Regions from separate parts of the Mus musculus genome. Here region 1 is linked to region 2. A link is a loop called in an ENCODE intact Hi-C map of the cell type or tissue named here. Cell type or tissue: left cerebral cortex. All regions are shown on one strand. Links, peaks and the distances in the headings refer to the core of each region. The heading gives the core; the rest is flanking DNA. Region 1 overlaps Gm960 (predicted gene 960). Region 2 overlaps Sptbn2 (spectrin beta, non-erythrocytic 2).

Evidence for each region. Hi-C counts contacts between places; a loop is a spot of excess contacts. Peaks named below come from ENCODE experiments on the same cell type or tissue, not always from the same donor. Only the 100,000 strongest peaks of a DNase experiment are listed, where the experiment ranks them.
Region 1: it touches region 2 in a loop (4-fold over the local background); 30 of 42 quality-filtered maps call a loop at or near these places.

The regions. Positions count from the first base shown.
Region 1 is chr19:4,638,836-4,651,016 of GRCm38, forward strand. Gm960 (predicted gene 960) reads right to left here. Exons shown (of 15, transcript NM_001033447.3): 10 at 10,838-10,984; 11 at 6,765-6,886; 12 at 3,278-3,388. Among named protein-coding and RNA genes, the nearest start is that of Rce1, 19 kb to the left of the region's middle. In left cerebral cortex, for the core only: a CTCF peak has its summit at 5,603 (motif pointing right); DNase peaks (open chromatin) are centred at 5,634, 7,655 and 8,436; H3K4me3 peaks cover 219 bases; H3K27ac peaks cover 2,860 bases.
Region 2 is chr19:4,737,566-4,749,746 of GRCm38, forward strand. It overlaps Sptbn2 (spectrin beta, non-erythrocytic 2), which reads left to right. Exons shown (of 37, transcript NM_021287.2): 16 at 246-1,002; 17 at 1,542-1,744; 18 at 2,026-2,116; 19 at 2,288-2,434; 20 at 4,768-5,031; 21 at 6,483-6,707; 22 at 6,901-6,990; 23 at 7,544-7,804; 24 at 7,893-8,023; 25 at 8,215-8,419; 26 at 9,001-9,375; 27 at 10,147-10,391; 28 at 10,494-10,632; 29 at 11,029-11,113; 3 more. It overlaps Gm21992 (predicted gene 21992), which reads right to left. Exons shown (of 3, transcript NR_157185.1): 3 at 5,348-7,302. Among named protein-coding and RNA genes, the nearest start is that of Rbm4b, 13 kb to the right of the region's middle. In left cerebral cortex, for the core only: CTCF peaks have their summits at 6,155 (motif pointing left) and 6,359; DNase peaks (open chromatin) are centred at 4,146, 6,150, 6,650, 7,649 and 2 more places; H3K27ac peaks cover 971 bases.

The sequences.
Region 1 (12,181 bases), core at 2,404-10,403, 99 kb before region 2:
CAGCTTTGTGTGAAGACCCTTCTTAACTATGGGTGGAACTGTTTTCTAGGCAGGAGATCATGAACTGTATAAAACATAGGATGGAGTAGAGATCTGGCATGCATGTATACATCCATTGCTCTGTGTCTTAGAGTTTCTATTGCTGTGGTAAAACACCATGATCAAAAGCAATCTGGGGAGGAAAGAGTTTATTCCATCTCTCAACTCTCAGGTAACACTCCATCACTGAGGGAAGCCAGGGTAGGAACTCAAGGCAGGGATGTGAAGGCAGAAACTGAAGCAGAAGCCACAGAAGGATGCTGCTTCCTTACTTCCCATGGCTTGTTCAGTCGGCTTTCTTATATACCCCAGGACCACCTGCCTAGGGATAGCGCCATCCCACTACATCAACCATTAATCAAGAAAATGTGCCAGGCATGGTGGCACACGCCTTTAATCCCAGCACTTGGGAGGCAGAGGCAGGCGGATTTCTGAGTTCGAGGCCAGCCTGGTCTACAGAGTGAGTTCCAGGACAGCCAGGGCTACACAGAGAAACCCTGTCTCGAAAGACAAGACAAGACAAGGGAAGGTGAGATGGCTCAGTGGGTAAGAGCACCCGACTGCTCTTCCGAAGGTCTGGAGTTCAAATCCCAGCAATCACATGGTGGCTCACAACCATCTGTAACAAGATCTGACGCCTTCTTCTGGAGTATCTGAAGATAGCTACAGTGTACTTACATATAATAAATAAATAAATCTTAAAAAAAAGAAAGGAAGAAAGAAGGAAAGAAAGAAAGAGCCCCCCAGGCTAGCCCACCAAGCTGATCATTTTCTCAGCTGAGGCTCCTTCTCTTAGGTGACTCTAACTTCCGTCAAGCTGACCAAACACTAGCCAGCATACTGTATTACTATGACTACAAATGTGATATGATCAGTTGCTTCAAACCCTTGCTGTCCTGACTTCCATGATGAATTGAGTGGAAATAAGCCCTTCTCCCTTAAATTGCTCTGTCAGAATATTTTCACACAACAATATTAGAAACCATGACATGCCTGCACAGTTGAGTTCTGGTAAGGGTCCTCTTCAGGGACTTTCCCGATCTTTTTCTGCATCGTCATACTGCAGAAGGGTCAAGGCTTTCTCTGGAGACACATTTTGTTCTAATTTACTGGGTGGGGTGCCAAGACATACATGTAGAGGACAGAGCACAGTCTGTGGGAGTCTGTTTTCTCTATCCCTCATGTAGCTACCGATGATCACAGTAAGGTTGTCAGGCTTGGCAGCAACTCTGCCCACTACCATCTTAGCAGCTCAGGAGGCCACTTAATTAGGAACTAATCCTTTGTGAGGTATTCTCCAGAGAAGACTGCTCAGATATGGGTTCAAGCCAATTAAAAGTCATTATTAGCCAGATGGCAACTGCAGTGGGTGTTCAGGACCCCAGTGTAGCACCATGCCTTTCTCTGGGTGAATACAAAAATGATGTCCTGAGTTTCATCCTTCAGGTAACAAGAACAGTTAGCCAGAAGCAGGACTACAGATGTAAAAACCAAGGCTGATACATTAAGAGACTGTCCCAGAACTAGGGACTTGGATGGACTAGGGCTTCGTTTTAGTTTTGGTAGGTGCTGCTGTCTATGTGCTGAGTTTTACAGCCTGAATGGTACTTCCATCATGGAGTCAGTTGTGCTTAAGGTCTTAGAGCCTGCTCAGGTGTGGGGCCCTGATACAATCCCATTTGTCTCAGCTGTCAGAGAACCAAACAGCCAAATGAAGAGCACAACTTAAAGCTCTTTTAAAAGTTTCCAGCTGGGCGTGGTGGCACACGCCTTTAATCCCAGCATTCAGAGGCAGGCGGATTTCTGAGTTCGAGGCCAGCCTGGTCTACAAAGTGAGCTCCAGGACAGCCAGGGCTATACAGAGAAACCCTGTCTCAAAAACAAAAACAAAACAAAACAAAAAAAAAGTTTCCTGTAGGGCACACATCTTTAATCCCAGCACTTGTGATACAGAGGCAAAAAATATCTGTAAGTTCAAGGCCAGCCTGGTCTCCATAGTGAGTTCCAGGACAGGTCAGGACCTCATAGAGAGACCCTATTTAAAAACAACCAAAACCAAAACTGGTTTACTCTCTCTGTCTCTCTCTGTGTGTCTCTGTCTCTCTGTGTCTGTCTCTCTGTCTCTCTGTCTCTCTGTCTCTGTCTCTCTGTCTCTGTCTCTCTCTCTCTCTCTGTGTGTGTGTGTGTGTGTGTGTGTGTGTGTGTGTGTGTGTGTGTGTTATGGGATCCAGGTAGCAAACTCCAGTCAGGTACAATCAGGTTTGGCAGCAAGTGCCTCTACCTGAGATACCATGACAGCTCCAAAAACTTTCAAGTATCTTGAGCCGTTGAGCTGGGTATGGTAGCCAAGAACATCATGTTGAGGGCTAGGATTTCAACATATGATGTTGGGAATGATACAAATATTCAGACTGTAGTATATATTTAGCCCCTAATCTATGAGGAGCTCATATTTGCCCTCAACTTTTAAACAAATTTCAGAGAAGTTAAACATGGGCCTAATTCCATATAGCAAGTAAACAAGTCCAGAACTGACTGACCCCAACTCCGATTCCAATTTATGTCACTCACTCCATTTTGTCACATAAACAAGTTGCTGTGTCTGCTCACTTATTTCTAGTGTATTGTGTCACTGTGGGATGGAGAAGCATTCTTCAAGGAACTGGGAACCAAGGATCTAATTCTAGTTCTCTCAGATAGTTGTGTGCGTAACCTAAAGAAAGTGTAACTCTTAAGTAACTTTTCTCATTTATAAAAATGATATATATACAGTTATTCTTCAACAAATTATTTTTTTCTGAGACAGGGTTTCTCTGTGTAGCTTTGACTATCCTGGGACTCAATCTGTAAACCAGGCTGGCCTCAAACTCAGAAATGTGCCTGCCTTTGCCTCCCGAGTGCTGGGTCTAAGAGCATGCGCCACTGCACCCAGATTAGACATTTTTGTGTATGGGTGTTTGGCTTGCATGCATTTCTGGGTACCACATGTATGCTTGGTGCCTACGGAGGCCAGAAGAAGGTGTCCGATGCCCTGGACCTGGAGTTACAGATGGTAATTAGCTGCCATGTGGGAGCTGGGCATTGAACATCTGGGAGAGCAGCTCTTAACTGCTGAGCCACCTCTCTAGCCCCAACAAATACTTCTGAAGGCACCTGGTACTCAGTAGGATCACACTGGAAGTGTTCAGCACTGTATGTTATGTTGTAAAGCCTGCTGCAGAGTGCCCCATCTTCTAACCTCAAGAGCCTGGAGGCATGTCTTCCTGAAGCTGCTGCGGGTGCTTCCAGTCAACACACTCATGATGGAGTTCACAGCCACAGAGAGGGAGGCCTGCAGTCTCTGTTGAGTCTGGAGTAAGGGGAAACCGTGTTAGCCACAGAGTGCAGGCTCCGAGAATGCCAAAGGGGTGAAGATTCTACTCAAGGCAGTGACTAGACAGTGTCACCACTGATACTTAATAAGATGATGGCATGACCTTGATTTCTATTGTTTTACAACTCAAAACGTTCTGTTCTTTCATAGAGATAGCATAACAACATAGACATACTAAGAAAAGACAGCACTGGGTAGGGACTGGGAAATGTAGCTCAGTTGATAGAGTGCTTGCCTAGCGTTCATGAGGCCCTGAGCTCAAGCCCCAGCACAGAATAAACCAGGGATGGCGCATATACCTGTAATCCCAGAACTGTGGAAGTAGAGGCAGGAGGATCACAAAGAAGGTCAAGATCATTGTCCACGAAGAGTTTGAAGCTAGCTGAGACTATGCTAGTCTGTTTCCCAAACAAGACAGTAAGACATAGTTGGCACTGGATATGGCTCACAGTTATGAGCAAGTGCCGCTCTTACAGAGGGTCAGTTCCAAGCATCCATGTCAGACAACCCACAGCCACCTAGCTCCAGTGGCCTCTATGAGTACCCGCGCACACAAGCACCTAATTAAAAATACTTTAATGGCACAAGCCAGCTAGGAAAGATGATGGCAAGCGAGTTTCCTGGAGATGGCCCACCAGTCGGCATGGCTGCAAGGGGTGCACTCTAGTGAGGCGTAGCCCCAGAGACTTGGTCCCAGGATTGCTTCTTGGGGCTGATGTGCTTTCTCAGCTTGTCTTTGCCATAGTCCTCATTTATGTGGCTTGGTGTGAGTGGACACCAGGAGACCCTCACTGCCTGTAGCCTGGTGTGATTACTTCCTGGGTGATGGCCCACTCTGTTGGGCAAGCTTCCTGCAGATTAACATGAAGATGACCTTTCATATAATAATGCTATTTAGATGTACTGATGACCTTATAGAATTTCTAATTCGATTCAAATAATTTTAAGAAGAAACTTTAAGGGGATTTTAGTTATTTTGATAGAAAGGTATAATAAAGTTAGAATCAAGAATAGAAGTGCCCTCCTCAGACAATAGTGAGTAAAGACTGCATAATAAGGAGGGCAATGAACTTTCATAAATTACACTAAGAAGGGAAACAGGGTTGGGACAGATGTGTGATCAAGGAAAAACATTCATTCTAGATGAGATCCAAAAATGAAGCCACAGGTGTGCACTATGATAAAACAAGGCCACATGAAACTGTTCCTTTGAACTTATCATGAGCTTATAGAATGAGACACTGCTTTGAACTTAATATTGACAACCTTCTTTAACTCCCTTTTGTGTAACATTTATCTGTGAGGTAATTTCATAAAGAACTTTTGCCTAAGAAGGTATAAAAAGGCTGAGAGAAAAAACAAAGTGTGACTGTTGGGGCCCTGCTCCACCCACCAAATGTATATATGTGTATATATGTGTGTCTCTATATATGTATATATGCCTGTCTGTATGTACAACATATATATGTACATATGTTTGTGTCTACATACATGTGTATGTATATAAATATGCATGTGCACTTGTGAAACTGATGAAACAAGTGGTCAGGCCCAGCCACTGTGCGTGTGCGTGTGCGTGCATGATTTTCTCTCTATCCTTTTCTTTCTCGCTGGCCTCTTAAGAGTTACAAGAGTTCAGCCGGGCGTGGTGGCACACGCCTTTATTCCCAACACTCGGGAGGCAGAGACAGGCAGATCTCTGAGTTCAAGGCTAACCTGGCCTACAGAGTGAGTTCCAGGACAGCCAAGGCTACACAGAGAAACCCTGTCTCAAAAAAAAAAAACAAACAAAACAAAACAAACAAAACAAAGTTCCAAGAGTTCAGAGTTTCTTGCCTGGCAGTCTTGTCGGCCCCAGACACTAAGTTCTGTCCATCAGCAGTGCTGACCCTGACACCCCTCCCCCAACTGCTGTTAGCACTACCCAATCATCTCAATGCTTCCTTCAGTTACCTGGAGGTCGGGGCTGGCCTTTAGCACAGTAAATTGACGTTTGTTGCTTGCCTGTTTCTATGTAGTGAGACAGGCTCTCACTGTGGAGCCCAGGCTGGTCTCGACTTCAGAGGTTCACTCGCTTGCATCTCCTGAGGGCCGGGATTAAAGGTGTGTGGCACTACACAGGGCTTTGATTCGTTTTCATTTTATGGATCTGGGTCATCTTACAGGAATTATTTGTGTACCACATTTGTGGCCAGCAGAAGCCAGCAGAGGGCGTTAGATGCCCTAGAACTAGACTTACAGACAGTTGTGAGCTGCCTGCCTTGTGGGTGGTAGGAATCAAAACGGCTCTTCTGGAAGAGCAGCCAATGCTCTTAACTGTGGAACCATTTTCTCAGCTCTAAAAATAAATCTTAAAAAACAAAATAAAAAGCCGGGCGTGGTAGCGCACGCCTTTAATCCCAGCACTTGGGAGGCAGAGGCAGGTAGATTTCTGAGAGTTTGAGGCCAGCCTGGTGTACAAATTGAGTTCCAGGACAGCCAGGGCTACACAGAGAAACCCTGTCTTGAAAAACCAAAATAAGTAAATAAATAAATAAATAATAAAAAAATAAAGCAAATGTTTACTTTTTTGTGTTAAACCTATTGTTTGAGTCTATGATATGTGCAGGTTTGCACATGTCACAGTGTACGTATGTTTGGAGGTCAAAGAATAACAAGTTGGTCCCCTCACTACACCTTTAGGAGGGTCCCTGGGATCAAATTCAGTTGGTCAGGCTAGTGTGGCAAGCGCTTTGCCAGCTGAGTCATCCCTGTGGCCCCTTACTCTGTGGCAGGGTCTCACACTATAGCCCTCTACAAGGGAGTTAAGAAATGTATTACCAAAAGTGCACAGATTGGAAGAACTCAGTCTGGGCACAGCAAGTGTGACATTATTAAAGAATTGGGAAAATGAGGGCAAAGGGTAATGTTTACTGAAACATCAGCTCCAGAATGCATGGGATCAAGATGCACAGAGAAGGAAAACATAGAGGAGATGGTGGCAAATGCCTTTAATCTCAGCACTTGGGAGGCAAAGGCAGGCGGATCTTTGAGTTCCAGGCTAGCCTGGTCTAGAGTGAGTTCTGGGACAGCCAGGGCTACACAGAGAACCCCTGTCTTGAAAAACCAACCAACAAACAAAACCAATGAAGCAAAGCATCAGAAAGAGGCACAGTTGCCATGTTTTTAGTGTTATTGCCGTTGCTATTCAAGCACAAACTGTCTGCTTGTAGCCTAAATGAAAGCTTAGCTCCCTGCCCAGGTGCAGTGCTTGCTAGGACCTCAGCAGAGGCAGAACAGGAAGAGGTACCAAGGGAAAGGAGGGTCCAAGGCCCCTGGACTATCCACACCCAGGCTGTCAATCTCTTGTTACCTTGGCATCATGGTGGTACAGCTGCCAGACCTGATCCACAGCTGACTGGATGGACTGCTGTACCGTGCTGCGGCTCTCCGAGAGGATGGCGCTGAGATGGGCTGTGAGCAGAGTGTGGAGTCCTGAGAGGATAAGAATGTTAGACCCCTGAGTGAGGATGACTACTGCTCACACGAAGTGACAGGACTGGAGCTGCGGTAATGCCTCCTGGAGGCAGCCACTTCTATTACCTCTCCACAAATAATTACTTTTTAGAGACAGCCCCTCTCAATTCCCATTTGCAAAAGCAAGCTGAGGAAAATTTAAGTGAGTTACATTGCTTTTGAAGAAACAAATGCTAATTCACGCAATGAACAATAATAGTGGTGTCTGCCAAAGTGGCATCCTCTTCCAAAGGAGAAGGAAGCCTCTTAGGGGAGTCTAGCCCTCCTCTATTCCTCTTAGGAGAGTCTAACCCTCTTCTATTCCTCTTAGGAGAGTCTAACCCTCTTCTATTCCTCTTAGGGGAGTCTAACCCTCTTCTATTCCTCTTAGGAGAGTCTAACCCTCTTCTATTCCTCTTAGGAGAGTCTAACCCTCTTCTATTCCCTCTAGGACATCACTGATAAGGGAGCCCCTGTTGTCCGCAGTGTGTCATTTTTTACGTGCTGTAGTAAAGAAAAGGCTAAAACGTACAAACATTATTTAAAGTGGAGCTAAGGTCGGGGATGCCACTCAGCTGAGCACTTGCCTAGCATGTGTAAGCAGCCTTGGGTTTGATCGCCAGCATCACATAAACTGGGCATAGCACATGTCTGTGATCCAGTACTTAGGGGATGGAGGCAGGAGGATAAGTGGTCTAAGGCATCCTCGGCTAAGCAGTGCATTTGAGGCTGCCTGGAGGCATGTGAGTTCCTGCCTCAAAACAAACTAAAAATAAGCAAACTGGGGATGATCTCAGACGAGGCGACCATAGCCACCCCTGCTTAGCATTACTCAGAGGCCGACGCGGGGCTGGAGAAGTGGCTCAGTAGTTAGGGGCTCTTGATCTTGCAGAGGACCAGGTTTGATTCTCAGCACACACATGGAGACTCATAGCATCTATAACTCCAGTTCCAGTGACTCTGACTTGGGAATGCTAAGCACTCATGTGGTACATATACAGACACACAGGCAAAACATTCATTCACATACTCACATACACACACACACACACACACACACACACACACACACACACACACACACACATATTTTAAAATAAAAGTTAGAAGGATCAATTACTATCACAGGGCACCACAAAGCTCTCCGGGGAGAGAAGGTTATCTTCGATTTTATAAAGGAATGTGCAACTAGCAGTAAGAGAGCGCAGGTTAAAGGTTTGTCACCAGTCAGTGACAATGAGGTAACTTCATTCACTGCACTTCATGCAGAAAACAGCATTTCTTATCTGCTCTCTCAGATATGTTGTCTAGATAAACTGAGATCATGCAAAAGGAAGTATTTTGATACACACATGCAGTGTTCAAAGTGGGGGAAAGTACTGCTGTTGTCATAGTGACGGAACACGTAGATTCTATTTTATATATGCTGGCCTCAAGAGGAACCCAAGAAATGAGAAGTTTTTGAAAGCATACATTTAATTAAAAAAAAAATTATTCCTAAAACTGTTCCCACCACCAGATGCTTCTGACGCTGTAGCAGAATAAGGAGTTAATCATGGAAGCTCCGTGACAAGGTGGGCGGGGGCCAGCGACTGATTTTAAAGACACAGGAACTCAGACTAAGGCTGCACAATCTGCTTCTAAAGCAAGGAGCTCTGGAGAAGGTGTCCAGGGCAGTAAGGAAGGCGGGGGAAAGACAAAGCAGACTCGCTGCCCTCGCGGTGCAGCCTGCAGAGGCTGCCCTAGCCCTGGAGGGCTTCCAGTAGGCTGCTTTACTTACTATGCAGCAGGAGAGGAATTTTAATTACTATTTTTAAAGATAAAAAAGTTATTTATGTTTATCTGCATGTATGCATGTATGTATACATACACACCTCGAGGTGCTGCAGAGGCCCGAAGATGGCATCAGATCCTGGAACTTGAGACAGCAGCTGCTGTGAGCCATTTTACTTAGGTGCTGGGCCTGACTCTCTGCTCCTCTGCAGGACTCACCTTGCTCTTAACCACAGAGCTATCTCTTCAGCCTGGCAGTGATTTTTGTTTTGAAACAAGGTTTTTTTTAATATTTATTTATTTATTATATCTAAGTACACTGTAGCTATCTTCAGACACACCAGAAGAGGGCATCAGATCTCATTACAGATGGTTGTGAGCCACCATATGGTTGCTGGGATTTGAACTCAGGACCTCTGGAAGAGAAATCAGTGCTCTTAACCACTGAGCCACCTCTCCAGCCCCGAAACAAGGTTTCACTATGTAACTCAGGCTAGCTTAGAACTAGCCAAGATGGCTTCAAACTCAAAGTGATCTACCTGCCTTTGTCTCCCAAATGTTGGGATTAAAAGCATGGGCCATGCTGGGTGATATACTTTAATAGAAAGCACTTTGGAGGCAGAGGCAGGAAGATCTGGAGTTCCAGGCCAGCCTGGTCTACAAAGTGAGTTCCAGGACAGCCAGGGCTATACAGAGAAACCCTGTCTCATAAAACAAACAACCCCCCAAACCAAACAACAACAATAAAAACAGTGTATAAGCCACCATACCTGGATTTTTATTTATTTATTATTGTTTTTTAGCAGTGATTGTTTAAATCTAAAAGTGAGTCTACTGAAGAGCTGCAGGCCTTCCGAGATATGCTAAATGGAAGTGTCTAAATGATCTTAGTATAACAAAAATGACAGGTAACGCTGCTTTAAAGACATCTGAGTTCTTTGAGTATGTTCAATAGACTCAGTGTCAAACTCAAATTATCATAGGGTTATCCTCTGGCAAGCATTTTACAATTCTAGAAAGTAACAGATCTTCAGTCTCAAGACAGCATTTGGCCTCCGAAGGGCCTTTGATATCACCTAATTTAACAGCTCATGTTAAAGACTGAAAAGGGAGGCTTGGCTGCTGTATGTGACTTGATTTTCAAACACCACTGAGGAAGCTAGAATCAGAGCTAAAAGGAAACCCAGCAGTTTTAATTATTCCCTGAGTCCTCTCTCCTGCTCTGCGCAGTAGTTTGTCTTTGTGTGCACATGCCCCAGAATCCTCACCAAATCCTCCTCGCTTGAGCCTCATAACCTGGCTCCCTTTTCTTTCCACTCTTTTGGCCTCAGTCAATGGAAGGAGGCACCAAAGAACAGCAGCTTCTCGGGGTTAAAGGCCTGAGCGCAGGAAAGCTGTGCTGCTCTCCCAGGGCGTGTAAGCACCAGGGAAGGAGCAAGAGCAGGAAGGCAGGTGGCAGGAAGGGTCAGTCTCATTCTGACAACCACGAGTAACCAGCACTAGTCATTGGCAGAGCTTCTGAGCTGGGTTATAAGTAGTCTTGTTTCACCCATGATGCAGTAGGAACCAATAGCACAGCAGGAAGAACACAAGGGCAGGGTTCTCCACGGCCCACAGAGAGTGGAACACTCCAAAGGAGGCTTACAAATGTCCTGAAGCATGTCTAGGCCCCAGTTCTTGTGACTTTCTTCCATTTAGGAATGTATTGATCAGCTCTTAAGATCCACTTCCTGGGATTCATTGGAGTAAAGTGAGTGACCAAAAGTCACTCAAAGACGTCCAAGTCTCACCACCTCTGTTCACCTGAAAAGCGTGTGAAAACGCACACCTCAAGCACTCTAGATTTTATAACAGTGCAAACGTAATGAATCATTCTTCACACAGGGAGCTGTGGGTCTTCAAATAACCCAGGCGATTCAGATACGCGTGTTCCGTGGCCCACAAACTGGAACCATCCCATTACCTGTGAGGAGGAAAACCTTTCTGATGACTCCCTGACTGCACCAGCACCGAGACAGGCCTCTTTCCTTGATCCATCTAGAAAGGCAATGCTGGTTCTTTACAGATTACATGGATTGGAACAGATGTCCACACCCTCTCTTTCTGCACCTAGTGCTTGCCACACCCAATCTGGCTGCTGCATTTTTCTACACATACCCCAGATTTTCGCTTGTTGTACTGGGACGTCACTTTGGAAATCCACAAATAGGAAAAGTAGCAGAGCTGGTCCCTGTGCGTTCATATTCTGAGACTGATTCCCCTCAGGCGACTCTGCTTTATAATTCACATCTGGAAGCACAGACTCTAGAGGAAAAGACAAAGACTAAGGTAAGTCCCGTACACACCAAGTGACCCAAGAACCGACATCTTGACCAAGAAGGAACCACCAGGTCTAAATAGAACACTCAGCCCCACTTCTGAATTTGTTTCTCCACCCACACGATGGCAACAAATAGAGTTCCATGCAGAATATCAACATAGCCAGGCACGTGCAATGCACAGGAAATAGCATCCGTGTGCATTTACTGTGGAAGTATTACACAACAAATTCATTTATTTCTTGTGTAATGTTTTCGTTTCCTTGAGAAAGGATCTCACTAGGTAGCCCTGGGTGGCCTGAAGCTTGTTGTGTAGACCAGACTGGCTTTGAACTCACAGAATTTACCTATCTCTGCCTCCTGAGTCCTGGATCAAAGGCATGCACCACCACACCTGGCCTCTTGCACACCTTTCTAAGGCGAGTCTGGCTAGTAAGAGGCCCAGGTCAGATTTAAACTTAAGTACTGATATTCCAGGTAAGTTGTGCTACATGCCAGGTGCCATGTTAAATTCCTTGTATGTCCTATCTGAAGATTTAGACTTCATAACTTTCTTGAGTAAGACCTATTCTTACCTTTTACAAATAAGAAAAGGGGCAGTCAGCTTAAATACCATGTCCAACCTGAGCCTGTGACTTGGTAGAACTGAGTGGTAGACCCTGCCAGATCAACTCCAAATCTGTACTTTTAAGTTCTAGCTGCACCTTTTAAAGTCCCACAGGGCAGCCCCGTACCGAGGTGCATGGGGAGCAGTGTCTCCCTGTGGACCCTAGTTCTGTCCTTTAAGAAACAAAGGGGAGCAAGGGAGATTACAGCGAGTTGAGGACAGCCTAGGCTACACAATTTAACACACTGTCTCAAAAAGCAAAAGAAGAAATGATTGAGAGAAATGAGGGGGTGTTTCCTGTATTATTCATTTAAAACACTAATGGACCAAAGTTGAGACTCAGTGAACTGTAGAAACAATGGAAATCAATACAGCCAGAGAATAAAAAGTGGCCCCTGACAGTGGTGCCAGACTACACATGCCTTTAATTTAATCCCAGCACTCACTTGGGAGGCAGAGGCAGGAGGATCTCTACAGGTTCGAGGCCAATATGGTCTACAGAGTGAGTTCCAGGAAATCCAGCGGGAACCCCCATCTCAAAAAATGCCCAAACAAACAAACAAACACAAAAAGAAA
Region 2 (12,181 bases), core at 2,898-10,897:
AAGATGAGGAAAGAAACCTGACTGCAATTACGTTGGGAGAAAAGAAGTTATAGAATAAAAGAGAGCAGGGCAGTCCGCAGAGCCTGGAAACGATCAGAAAAAGGATTCGAGGAGCAGGGCTGGGTAACCTCTTGTGAAAGTAGAAGCAGGAGCTGTATGCAAAGAGCAGGAAGAAGAGATTCCCAAGTCCCTGGCCAGGGCAAGGAAGCTGAGCCCTTCACATGAGACCTTTTCCCTACTTACAGGTGGCAGCAGTTTCGGTCCCTGGCAGATGGCAAAAAGGCGGCTCTGACATCAGCCCTGAGCATCCAGAATTACCACCTAGAGTGCACAGAGACCCAGGCCTGGATGAGAGAGAAGACTAAGGTCATTGAGTCCACCCAGGGCCTGGGCAATGATCTAGCTGGTGTGCTGGCCCTGCAGCGGAAGTTGGCGGGTACTGAGAGAGATCTGGAAGCTATCTCTGCCCGGGTGGGTGAGCTGACCCAAGAGGCAAATGCCTTGGCTGCTGGGCACCCAGCTCAAGCTCCTGCCATCAACACCCGGCTTGGAGAGGTACAAGCAGGATGGGAAGATCTTCGGGCGACCATGAGGCGGAGAGAAGAGTCCCTGGGTGAGGCTCGGCGGCTGCAGGATTTCCTGCGCAGCTTGGATGACTTCCAGGCCTGGCTAGGCCGCACACAGACCGCTGTAGCCTCCGAAGAAGGGCCAGCCACCCTTCCCGAGGCAGAAGCCCTCTTAGCCCAGCACGCAGCTCTGCGGGGAGAAGTGGAGAGAGCCCAGAGCGAGTACAGCCGCCTCAGGACCTTGGGCGAGGAGGTGACCAGAGACCAGGCTGATCCCCAGTGCCTCTTCCTCAGACAGAGGCTGGAAGCCCTTGGAACCGGCTGGGAGGAGCTGGGTCGCATGTGGGAGAGCCGGCAAGGCCGCCTGGCCCAGGCCCATGGCTTCCAGGGGTTTTTAAGAGATGCTCGCCAGGCTGAGGGTGTTCTCAGCAGCCAGGTAAGAGTCCAGAAAACAGTTCCAGCTAGGAAGAAGAGGAAAATGGGGATCAGGGGAAGGACACACAAAGTGATAAAAGGGATGGGCATTACCAGTGAACAAGCAAGATAGGCAGGAAGAATATATTAGAAATACGTTCTAATAACAGGTTTTATATGTTATTAAAATAAAGTGGCTCTCAACCTTCCTAATACTATAACCTTTTAGTACAGTTTTTCGGGTTGTGGTGACCCCCAACCGTAAAATTATTTTGTTGCTACTTCATAACTGTACTTTTGCTACTGTTATGAGTTGTAATATAAATATCTGATATGCAAGTTATCTGATTTGTGACTCACTGTGGAAAACTGCTGTTATTAGAATAGAATAATTCTTAACAAAATCTAAATGTGAACATAAACTGACTTTAGAAGAAATGAAAAGCCTGGCTAGTCCTGTAAATATTAAATAAATCAACAATTACAAATAAGGGGGTATTCTCAGAGGGGTAGAATCTACATGCTATGAGAAGTGAGCTTGCCGTACTCTCTTCCACCCAGGAATATGTCTTGTCTCACACGGAGATGCCAGGGACACTGCAGGCGGCAGATGCAGCCATTAAAAAGCTGGAAGACTTCATGAGCACTATGGACGCCAATGGAGAGCGCATCCGCGGACTCCTGGAGGCTGGACGTCAGCTGGTGTCCAAGGGCAATATCCATGCTGAGAAGATCCAAGAGAAGGCGGACTCCATCGAGAAGAGGTGTGGTGAGAATGGCGGATCTGAGGAAGCTTAGAGGAAGGTGGCTGATAGTTTACCTGTGTATGGGTGAACTGATAGAGGGCAGAGAGTTGAACACAGAAGACAAAACAGAAAGATCAGAGTAGTTGTAGAGGCTGGGTCAGGATCCACAGATGGCAGGCCTGGAAATCAGATTCCTGGGGTGTCTTTCGGGGCTCCTGAGAGACAGTCTCCTCATAGGAGGAAGACTGGACCTTCTAGGGAAGTTAAGGGTATGGCTTTATCCTGGGCTGCCATTACAGGCACAGAAAGAATCAGGAGGCGGTGCAGCAGCTTTTAGGACGCCTTCGGGACAACCGAGAGCAGCAGCACTTCTTGCAAGACTGTCAGGAGGTGAGGCTCAGTTCCCTGGTACCCCCATGGCATTTCCTTGCCATTCATCCCTTACACACACAAAGCCTTTCGTGGCTTCTTCTGGAGTCTTCTGCATCTCCTGGATCATGCCCCAGCCCCCTTTCCCTCTAAAAGACCTCCTCCTTCATTCTTGCTTTATGCTTGTGCCAGCTGAGACTCTGGATCGATGAGAAGATGCTGACAGCTCAGGATGTGTCCTATGACGAAGCTCGCAACCTGCACACCAAGTGGCAGAAACACCAGGCATTCATGGCCGAGCTTGCAGCCAACAAGGACTGGCTGGACAAAGTGGACAAGGTAACCAGTGTGGGCAGAGCCACACAATGCTTGAGCCTTTGGTGGTGCTTCTGGGCAGATCCTGGACATAGTATAGGCCGAGGGGGCCTAACTCCAGGACATGCTCTTTCCAGAGGCTCACATTGCCAAATGGGTAGTTATGGCCTGAGGATGAAGTTCTGTCAGACAGAACTTCATGAAAACACAGTAGACGAGAGAGCCTGTTGTGGCTTGGGTTCAATGTCATAACTGCTTCTGGATCTGCAACACCATAACCCTCTACACCTGGGGTCTGCAAACATTTGTAAAGGGCTGATAGGAAATGCTTCTGGCTCTGTAGGCCATATACCTGTGTTTCAGCTCCTCGTTTCTACTGTCATAGAGACCAATGAACATGGCTGTCCTCCAATAAAACTTTATTAAAACATGCAGGGGGGCCAGATTTTGTCCATCTGCCATGGTTTGACAAGCCTTGGTTTTTAATCTTGTCATTCCTAGGACTTTGTCTCCCACACAGCTCTGTCTCAGTTGCTGGGGACACGTAAATATTACTTCTCAGCAAATCCTCCTGGAGATGGTGATGTTAGCTAGTGTGTTGCTATGTGGTTCGTGGCATATCAGAAGATGTTTTCTCTTAATAATACCTGGGGAGAGGAAAGCAGCTTGCAGTGCTTGCATCTGCTCAGGAGATACATGCATAGTGGTCCCATATGCAAATCATTGAGAGGAAAGGGAGGTGATGCTACCCCTGGATCAGACGAAAAGGAAAAGCACTGTAGCCAGGATGTGAAATCTACACAGACAGCTAAGTCATATCCAGAGCAGAAGGGCTAGTCTGGAGGCAGAAGCCCGTAATACTAGCTACTGGGGAAGTTGATGTGAGAGGATCCCAAGTTCAGTGCCATCCTGGACAATTTAGTGAGACTCTGTCTCAAAATGAAAGGGGTCGTAGCTTTGCCTAGCATTTATAAGGTTCTTTGTTCAATGCCCAGGATTGCAAAAAATAAGTGAAAAGATCCAGAGTAGAATACAGTGGGTGCCAAAAGGTGGAGTTCCCAAAGCCTGGGCACTAAGCAGAGATGAAGGGATGCACTGGGGCCATCCGTGGAAGGAAAAGAGAATGTGAGCAAGCAGAAGGAGTAGGTTCCAGGGAAAGAGTGATGATAAGCAGAAAACCAGAAGTGTGAGGAGGACTGGGAGCAAGGAGGACATCAGCCTGCCTGGAGCACAGAAGGCTCCTGTATGACAGAGTATGGCAAGGCAAAGGTAGGACGAGTGTCCTGGGCAAGATCAGAAAAAGCATGAATCACTATGCTGGGAGCGTGCTAAAGGCTTTGAAGCAGCACCAGACAAACCAGCCTTTGATCCTCTTCATCCAACAGTCAAATAAAATAAAGGCCTGAACAAAGCATTTGAGTTCATGGCCTCAGAAGCAGACTCCGGAACCAGAATTTTGGAGCAGCCCAACTTCAGGAGAGGTGATCCCCAAAACGCCATGGAGGGGAGCGAGAAGATGAGACAGAAGAGAGAGTAGTCCAGACAGGATTCGTTAGAGTAAAGCATGTCCTTGGCTTGTGTGAGGCCCAGGTTCGATCCCTAGTCCCACGGAGTGGGAGAGGAGATGCGAGTTCCCTCATGCCAGAGTTTGCAGCAGGCTGCTGGAGCGCAGAGCTACTGGGGCACTCTGAGAGACGTCAGAACCTGACGCAGTGCTACCCCACCCAGAGCACAGAGTGGCTGCGTATCCATCCGTCACCCCTGTCTGCCACTGGTTGGGAGTGAGTGCTTCTGACTCACCACTCATGCTTCCTGTACTCCCATAGAAACATGTCTTCAAGCTGAGAGGCTGAAGCTGGGAAGACCATGTGAGATGTGCTTTAGTGCAAGGGAGGAGACATGAGTTAAGAAACATAAAATGACAGCACATAATTAAAGTCTGTGTGCAACATAATAGTAGAAGATTCCAAATGGCTTTAAAGGTTTTTTTATTTAGACAGGATCTTGCTGTGTAGACCAGGCTGACGTTAAACTTATAGCTTCCCGTTTCAGTTTCCCAAGTGCGAAATTTCAGGCATGAGCCACCAGGCCCAGCTTGCAGTGGCTTCCTAAGTAAGGGAGGGTCGAGTTAGATTGATCTTGAAAAGGGAGTGGAGCGTGGTCAACAGTAAAGAGCAGTGTGGAAGGCTTTCAAAACCTCTGGGGAGAGACTATTAATGAGCCTGCCTCACACAGGACGTTAGAATTACCTGGAACATTTCAGCTCTCTATTGCTCAGATCCCTGGCCTGTGATCAGCCTGCAACATTCAGTGGAGTCTGATTTTGACACTTACACATCTTTTGTCTTGTCACCTAGGAAGGGCGGGAGCTGACTCTTGAAAAGCCAGAACTCAAAGTCGTAGTGTCAGAGAAGCTGGAGGACCTGCACCGGCGCTGGGATGAACTGGAGACCACTACCCAAGCCAAGGCCCGCAGTCTTTTTGATGCCAACCGGGCAGAGCTATTTGCTCAAAGCTGTTCTGCCCTGGAGAGCTGGCTGGAGAGCCTGCAGGCCCAGCTGCACTCAGATGACTATGGCAAAGACCTCACCAGTGTCAACATTCTGCTGAAGAAGCAACAGGTATGCAAGGGGCCTTTGGGGAGATGAACAGTCAGACAACCTGTGGAAGAGGGTGCCTAGCTTTTGAAATTCAGGAGGCCTGGTAAATGTCTCATAGCATTTCTGACAGTGATCATAATTAAAGACTCCGTCACAGTCTATTAGGGCTGTGTATCAGTTAGGGAAGTCAGGAGACAGGCCACACTAATAACATGGACAAGGAAACGTTAGCTTAACAAAAGTACTCATTAGTAAAAGGTGTTATTACTAAAGGTGTTATCTCAATCTGTTTCTGTTGCTACAATACAATTCCAGAGACTGGGTGATTTATTTTTTTAAAAAGTTTATTTTGGCTTGCAGTTTTGGAGGAACAAGGGTGTAGTACCAGTATCTGCTCGGTTTCTGATGTGTTGTAAGATGACAGAAGAACAAAATGGAAATTAGCTCATGTGAAAGAGACAAAACCCAAGAGGCAGCGTCACTTTACAACCTGTTCTTGTAACTAATCCAGTCTCGTGGGAACTATATAAATCCCTTTAATGGTCCACTCATCTTGTAAAGGCCCTCTACTGCTTGTCAACACTTTACTTTGAGGTCCAGATTTCAGCATAAGTTTTGGAGGAAACAAATTACAACTTAAGCCAGATCAAGTCTAAAAAGAATTTTACAGTTGGTGTCAGAAAACCTTTTCTCTGTAAAGAGACAATAGGACCACCAACAGCTCTGTGTGTAAAAATGTTTATCACCAAACCTGACTATTTGAGTTTAGTCTCTAGAACCTGCATGGTAGGAGAGAAATCCATATACACCCACAAATTAATAAAATACATATTTAAAAAATTCAGCAGAGCTAAACAATACTTTACATTTTGTAGGTTATATGATCTTTGTCACAGCAATTCAACTTTGTCTTTATTATAAATAAATGAATGAATGCCCAATACTACGAGGAATGCGTCAATATACTTAATTTAGTAAATAGATTGTATTTGTTGATTCCCTGACCCTAAGAATCCTGGAATAGCAGGATTCCTTTCCCTGGAGGGGAAAGAGGCACTAGATCCCTGTACTCTGAAAAAAAAAAAGCCCAAGCAAAAAGCTAAGCATGCCTGCTCCAGTGTTTTGTGCTTTTTCCTCTAGCGCCCTCTTCTGACAAGGCTGCCAATTGTACCAGCTTGGGAAAAATGCTTATGGGGGGCGGGGGCGGGGGGGTCTAGGTGAGCATCTCAAAGAAGGCTAAAGTGGATTTGTGACTGAGAGACAATGAGTTCATAATATGCACAGTTGTCACATAGTCCTGGCATTTTTATAAAGAAAAAAAATTGTGTGTGAACTACCCAGACCGTAAGAGGCTGTTTTTCCCGTGGGGAGGCCCCAGGAATCAGAAATCATGGCTGGTTTGATACAGGCTTATGTCTTAGGAGTTGAAGTAGAAATGTGCACTGATCTCTCTTATCTCCTCACGTTTGCAGATGCTGGAACGAGAGATGGCTGTGAGAGAGAAGGAGGTAGAGGCGATACAGGCCCAGGCCCAGGCCCTGGCCCAGGAAGACCAGAGTGCAGGGGAGGTAGAAAGGACCTCAAGGGCTGTGGAGGAGAAGTTCAGGGCCTTGTGTCAACCCATGAAAGAACGCTGCCGGCGCCTGCACGCCTCCCGGGAGCAGCACCAGTTCCACCGGGATGTGGAGGATGAGATAGTGAGTCACGGGCATGGAACGGCAAGCTGCTCCCAGCCGTGTGGCTCTCGGGCCCACTTCCTGGGCACTGGGATGTTCATGGATGTCCTGCAAGGCTCCCTGGCCTCGAATGAGATAGCTCCCTTTACACACACAGTTGTAGCTGTAGACAGCTCCTCTCTGCGGCTCTATTAACCTTTTTTTTTCTCTCCAGTTGTGGGTGACTGAGCGGCTTCCCATGGCCAGCTCTCTGGAACATGGCAAGGACTTGCCCAGTGTCCAGCTTCTCATGAAGAAAAACCAGGTGAGGCCAAGGGCAAGGGTGAAAACAAAGTTCCCAAGAGCATCTTCTCACTCAGACCTTTGTTTTTTCCCTTGTTTTGTGGTGATGGGAGGTAGAGGGTGAGTGCTGTTGATTGGAGATAAGGCCTTACTATGTATCTTTGGCTGGCTTTGAACTCAAAGAGATCCACTTTTATCTGCTGGGATTAATGGTGCATGTATGCTGCCATGTCCGGCTCCTTTGTTTTTCCCTATGATAGGGTGTCTGTGGCATTATCTTGTTGCTTGTAGCCCTAGACTTGATTTTTCTTCCCCACACTCGGGAGAGTGGCCTCTGTTGATAGGAAAGAATGAGGATTGAAGGGGTATCACATTGTCCCCCACCCACCCAACCGTCCCCACCCACCCAACCGTCCCCCTCCGGAGTCTTGACAAAGAGTCTTTGAGAGGATTCAGAAAAGAGAAGAATGTAGGGAGGGCTGGAGGGCTCAAGGTGGAGCAGGTAGGTCCAAGGGGACACAGGCTTGCAGTTCCTTTTGCAAGCCTTTCAGTGTGTCTTCTGTTGCTCTGGACAGACCCTGCAGAAGGAGATCCAGGGCCATGAGCCCCGGATTGCAGACCTCAAAGAGAGGCAGCGCACTCTGGGAACAGCAGCAGCAGGTCCAGAGCTGGCTGAGCTCCAAGAAATGTGGAAACGCCTGAGCCATGAGCTGGAGCTTCGGGGCAAGCGGCTGGAGGAAGCTCTTCGAGCCCAGCAATTCTATCGTGATGCTGCAGAGGCCGAGGCTTGGATGGGTGAGCAGGAGTTACACATGATGGGCCAGGAAAAGGCCAAGGTGAGAGTCAGAGCAATGGCTGGTTTGTGCGGCCAGTTCTTCTACCCCCAAGCCCCTGCTGCCTGATATTCAATTTCCCCTCTCCCAGGATGAGCTGAGCGCCCAGGCAGAAGTGAAGAAGCATCAGGTATTGGAACAAGCCCTTGCTGACTATGCCCAGACCATCAAACAACTAGCAGCCAGCAGTCAAGATATGATTGACCATGAACATCCAGAGAGGTGAGTGTGTGAGTATCATGAGCCTTGACCCTGGAGGAGAGGAGGGCTGGCTCTGGGAAAGTAGGGGTTGTGACATCTTCTGAACTATGGCCATACAGAATAGAAAGTTGGGAGAAGCAGGGACTTGGCAAGCAGTTAGCAGACAGAGCAGTTAGGTGACACAGAGCAAGCCATTCTCTCTACCTCTGCAGCACAAGACTAACAATACGCCAAGCCCAGGTGGACAAGCTGTACGCCAGCCTGAAGGAGCTGGCAGGAGAGCGGCGCGAGCGCCTGCAGGAGCACCTCCGGCTGTGCCAGCTCCGCAGAGAGCTGGATGACCTGGAACAGTGGATACAGGAGCGTGAAGTTGTGGCAGCCTCCCATGAACTGGGCCAAGACTATGAGCACGTGACTGTGAGTGCCTGCAGACTAGCACAGAAAGGATCAAGGCCTGCAGGGAGACCAAAGTGTTGGCCCAGGCAGAGTGATGAGGGTGGGGACAAAGAACCAGCGGAGGTGGGTTTTGAGTTGAGTTCTGCACAACTTTTGAGCAGTTATGCAGAAAGAGGGGCACAGGGATGCCTGTAGGTGAGGATAAAAATGAAATTGTTACTCTTTCCCAACAGAACCTCAACAAAATGGGAGAGTTTCAGATTCTCTGCTGTGGTTGGAGGTTTGGGTCCTCTGGTGCAGAAATCTAGCCCAGTTAGGGTGTCCGTGTTAAGGGCTATAGGTTTGGGGTATTCTAGGTACCTTTTGTCAGGTGTCTTGTAGGACTGTGGTATTATGTTACCTTAGCCATTTTAGTTAACATTTGCAACCTGGTGAAATTCCTTATTGATGCGTTTCTCAGGTTGTATCCTTACTGTCGAGCAAATCACAAGTGTAACGTTAAAGCTGCCATACCTGCTCACTGAGCAGTGGGTTCTCAGAAAGAAGTGACTGCTCCTTGAGGGGGGGACCTCACACAGAAGGGCTCATCTCTGTGTCTACAGATGCTTCGGGACAAATTCCGAGAGTTCTCCAAGGACACCAGCACCATTGGCCAGGAGCGCGTAGACAGTGCCAATGCACTGGCCAATGGGCTCATTGCTGGGGGCCATGCTGCACGGGCCACTGTGGCCGAGTGGAAGGACAGTCTCAATGAGGCCTGGGCTGACCTGCTGGAGCTGCTGGACACAAGAGGTCAGGTGCTGGCTGCTGCGTATGAGCTGCAGCGCTTCCTGCATGGAGCCCGCCAAGCCCTGGCACGGGTACAGCACAAGCAGCAGCAGCTTCCAGACGGGACTGGCCGTGACCTCAATGCTGCTGAGGCCCTGCAGCGCCGGCACTGTGCCTATGAGCACGACATCCAAGCCCTCAGCACTCAGGTCTGACCCCATATGAACTAGTCGGGAAGGAAAAGCTGAGAGGAAACTATTTGGTGGGAAATTGGAGGGGGGCCTTGTGTGCTAGGGAAGGTCTCTGAGAAGCTGGGGGGAAGATGGCACCCCTGGAGGGGCATTTGGAGATGAGGTTAAAATCACTCCAGAAATTTATCTCCAGCCAATGGATATCAGCTATCACATTCAGGATTTCTTTTATAGCATGTGTGCACACACACATGTCACAACGTGTATGGAGGTCAGAGGACAACGTCTAAGCGGTGATTCTATCCTTGCACTTCAGGTTCTGGTGGTCAGACCTGAGTGAGTGCTTTATACATACTGAGGCGTCTCCCTGGCTAAGTTCACGCTTTTAACGAGGACCCACAACTTCTTCGAATAGTTCCAATGGCTGCAAGATCCTTCATGCTTTGCCAAAACCTACCTGTTTTGATGCCATTCAGGCCAGAATTCTCGATTCCTAAGTTTAACACAGATCACTTTCAACCTCATATGGCCAGTCAGCTCCAACCTGAATCTACTCTCTAGGCTGCACATCTCGTACTAGTGATTTTCAGTGTCCCTTATACCCTGGGTAGAACAGCTCAACTTGATTTTAGAACCCTATCCCCAGGGCTAGGCCTGAACCTTGGTTCCTCCTACCACAACTTTGGCTGGTGGAACAGACATGAAGTAGAAAGCCATGTGAGAAGAGAGAGACTTCAGCTCTGCTGTCCCCCAGCTCTGCCTGACTCAGACCTGAATTCCCACCTTCAGGTCCAGCAAGTTCAAGATGATGGCCAAAGGCTACAGAAGGCCTATGCTGGAGACAAGGCTGAGGAAATTGGCCGTCACATGCAGGCAGTGGCTGAGGCCTGGGCCCAGCTCCAGGGAAGTTCTGCTGCCCGCCGACAGCTGTTACTGGATACCACGGACAAATTCCGATTCTTTAAGGCTGTCCGAGAGTTGATGCTGTGGATGGATGGGATTAACCTGCAGATGGATGCCCAGGAGCGGCCCCGGTGAGACCCATAGTGCCTGGTGTCCTTCACAAGTTGTATGATGCTACTGGTGGCTGTGGTGGGGCTGGGACAGCCTGTAATACCACCTTTGTCTTGGCCCAGGGATGTGTCCTCTGCAGATTTAGTCATCAAAAACCAACAAGGAATCAAAGCAGAGATAGAGGCCAGAGCAGACAGGTTCTCCTCCTGCATTGACATGGGGCAGGAGCTGCTGGCCCGGAGCCACTATGCTGCTGAGGAGGTAGGCAAGACCTGGAGAGAATCTGGCTAGATGCACCTAACAGGGCCCATGCCTGTAATTTCTGTTCATTTTGTTTATTTGTGAATTATTGTTTGTTTGCTTAAGACAGGGGCTCGCCATGTAGCTCAGGCTGGTCACGGTTCTCTTACTCTATCCTGCCAAGTGCTTTGACATTGCCCATCTTCTGCTTTTTGTCATTCTCTCTTAGCAAGAATTCTTTCACTCTCTCCTCCCGATGCTGTCCATAGATTTCTAAAACCTCACTTCTCCTCCCAGGACTGTTTTCCTCCCCTCTCGACGTTAAGTTAAAAGTCATCGCTGTATTTTGGTGGCTCCCAGAGACCATGGGAAAGCTCCATTAAGTCCTAAGTCATGCCTCCTTTCCCTACTCCCCAGATCTCAGAGAAGCTGTCTCAGCTACAGTCCCGGCGCCAGGAGACAGCTGACAAGTGGCAGGAGAAGATGGACTGGCTACAGCTTGGTGAGCCACTGTGGGATGTCACGGGAGGGAGGGGTCTTGTGAGGGAGCGCCTGGGCGTTGCCTGTATGTGGTAGCCACAGTGCATGAGCCCAGGATCCCTGGGTGTGGAATCCCAGGATTCCTCTACACTTGGTACCAAATCATGTCAGTGCTCTGGAACAACGCTGGTCTTTGTCCCTGTATTTGAGGTTGATCTGCCCGATGCCATTTTGCACTCTAACCTTCCATCTTTCTATGACCCCTACCCCAATCGTGGCAGTTTTGGAGGTGCTTGTGTTTGGGAGAGATGCAGGGATGGCGGAGGCCTGGCTGTGCAGTCAGGAGCCATTGGTGCGAAGTGCAGAACTGGGTTGCACTGTGGACGAAGTAGAGAGCCTCATCAAGCGACACGAAGCCTTTCAGAAGTCGGCCGTGGCCTGGGAAGAGCGTTTCAGTGCGCTGGAGAAGCTCACTGCGGTGAGAACTGTGGGACCTCAGAGGTGCCCAACCCCACTGCTGCCCCATTTCTTCCCTTCCCACCACACTGCTTCTCTCTCTGCATGTGAGCTTAGAGTGCTCTTCTGTTCCATGTCAGTCAGCTTGGGGGCCACTAAGATCCCTCTGCCTCCTGCTCTAACTCTTTAGAGTCTCTTGTCCATCTTTCCTGCTTTATTGGGCTAGAGGTGAGACACTGCAGCTTTTCACCTCACCCTGATGCTTGCTGACCTCAGCATTTCTTAACAGCTGGAAGAGCGGGAAAATGAGCGGAAAAGGAAGAGGGAGGAGGAGGAACGGAGGAAACAGCCTCCTACTTCAGAGCCCATGGCTAGTCAGCCAGAAGGGAGTCTGGTAGATGGCCAGAGAGTTCCTGACACTGCCTGGGATGGGTAAGAGCTAGATACCCGGGCCAGGATGCTGAAGCTAAGCCCAAGCAAGCCACCGGTTAATTATTCTGTGTCATATATGATTATTCTAGGACTCAGTCAAAATTGCCACCATCCACACAAGCACCCAGTGTTAATGGGGTCTGCACGGACACCGACTCCTCACAGGTAATTTCATGTCCCTGGACGTCTCTTTCAACCCAGC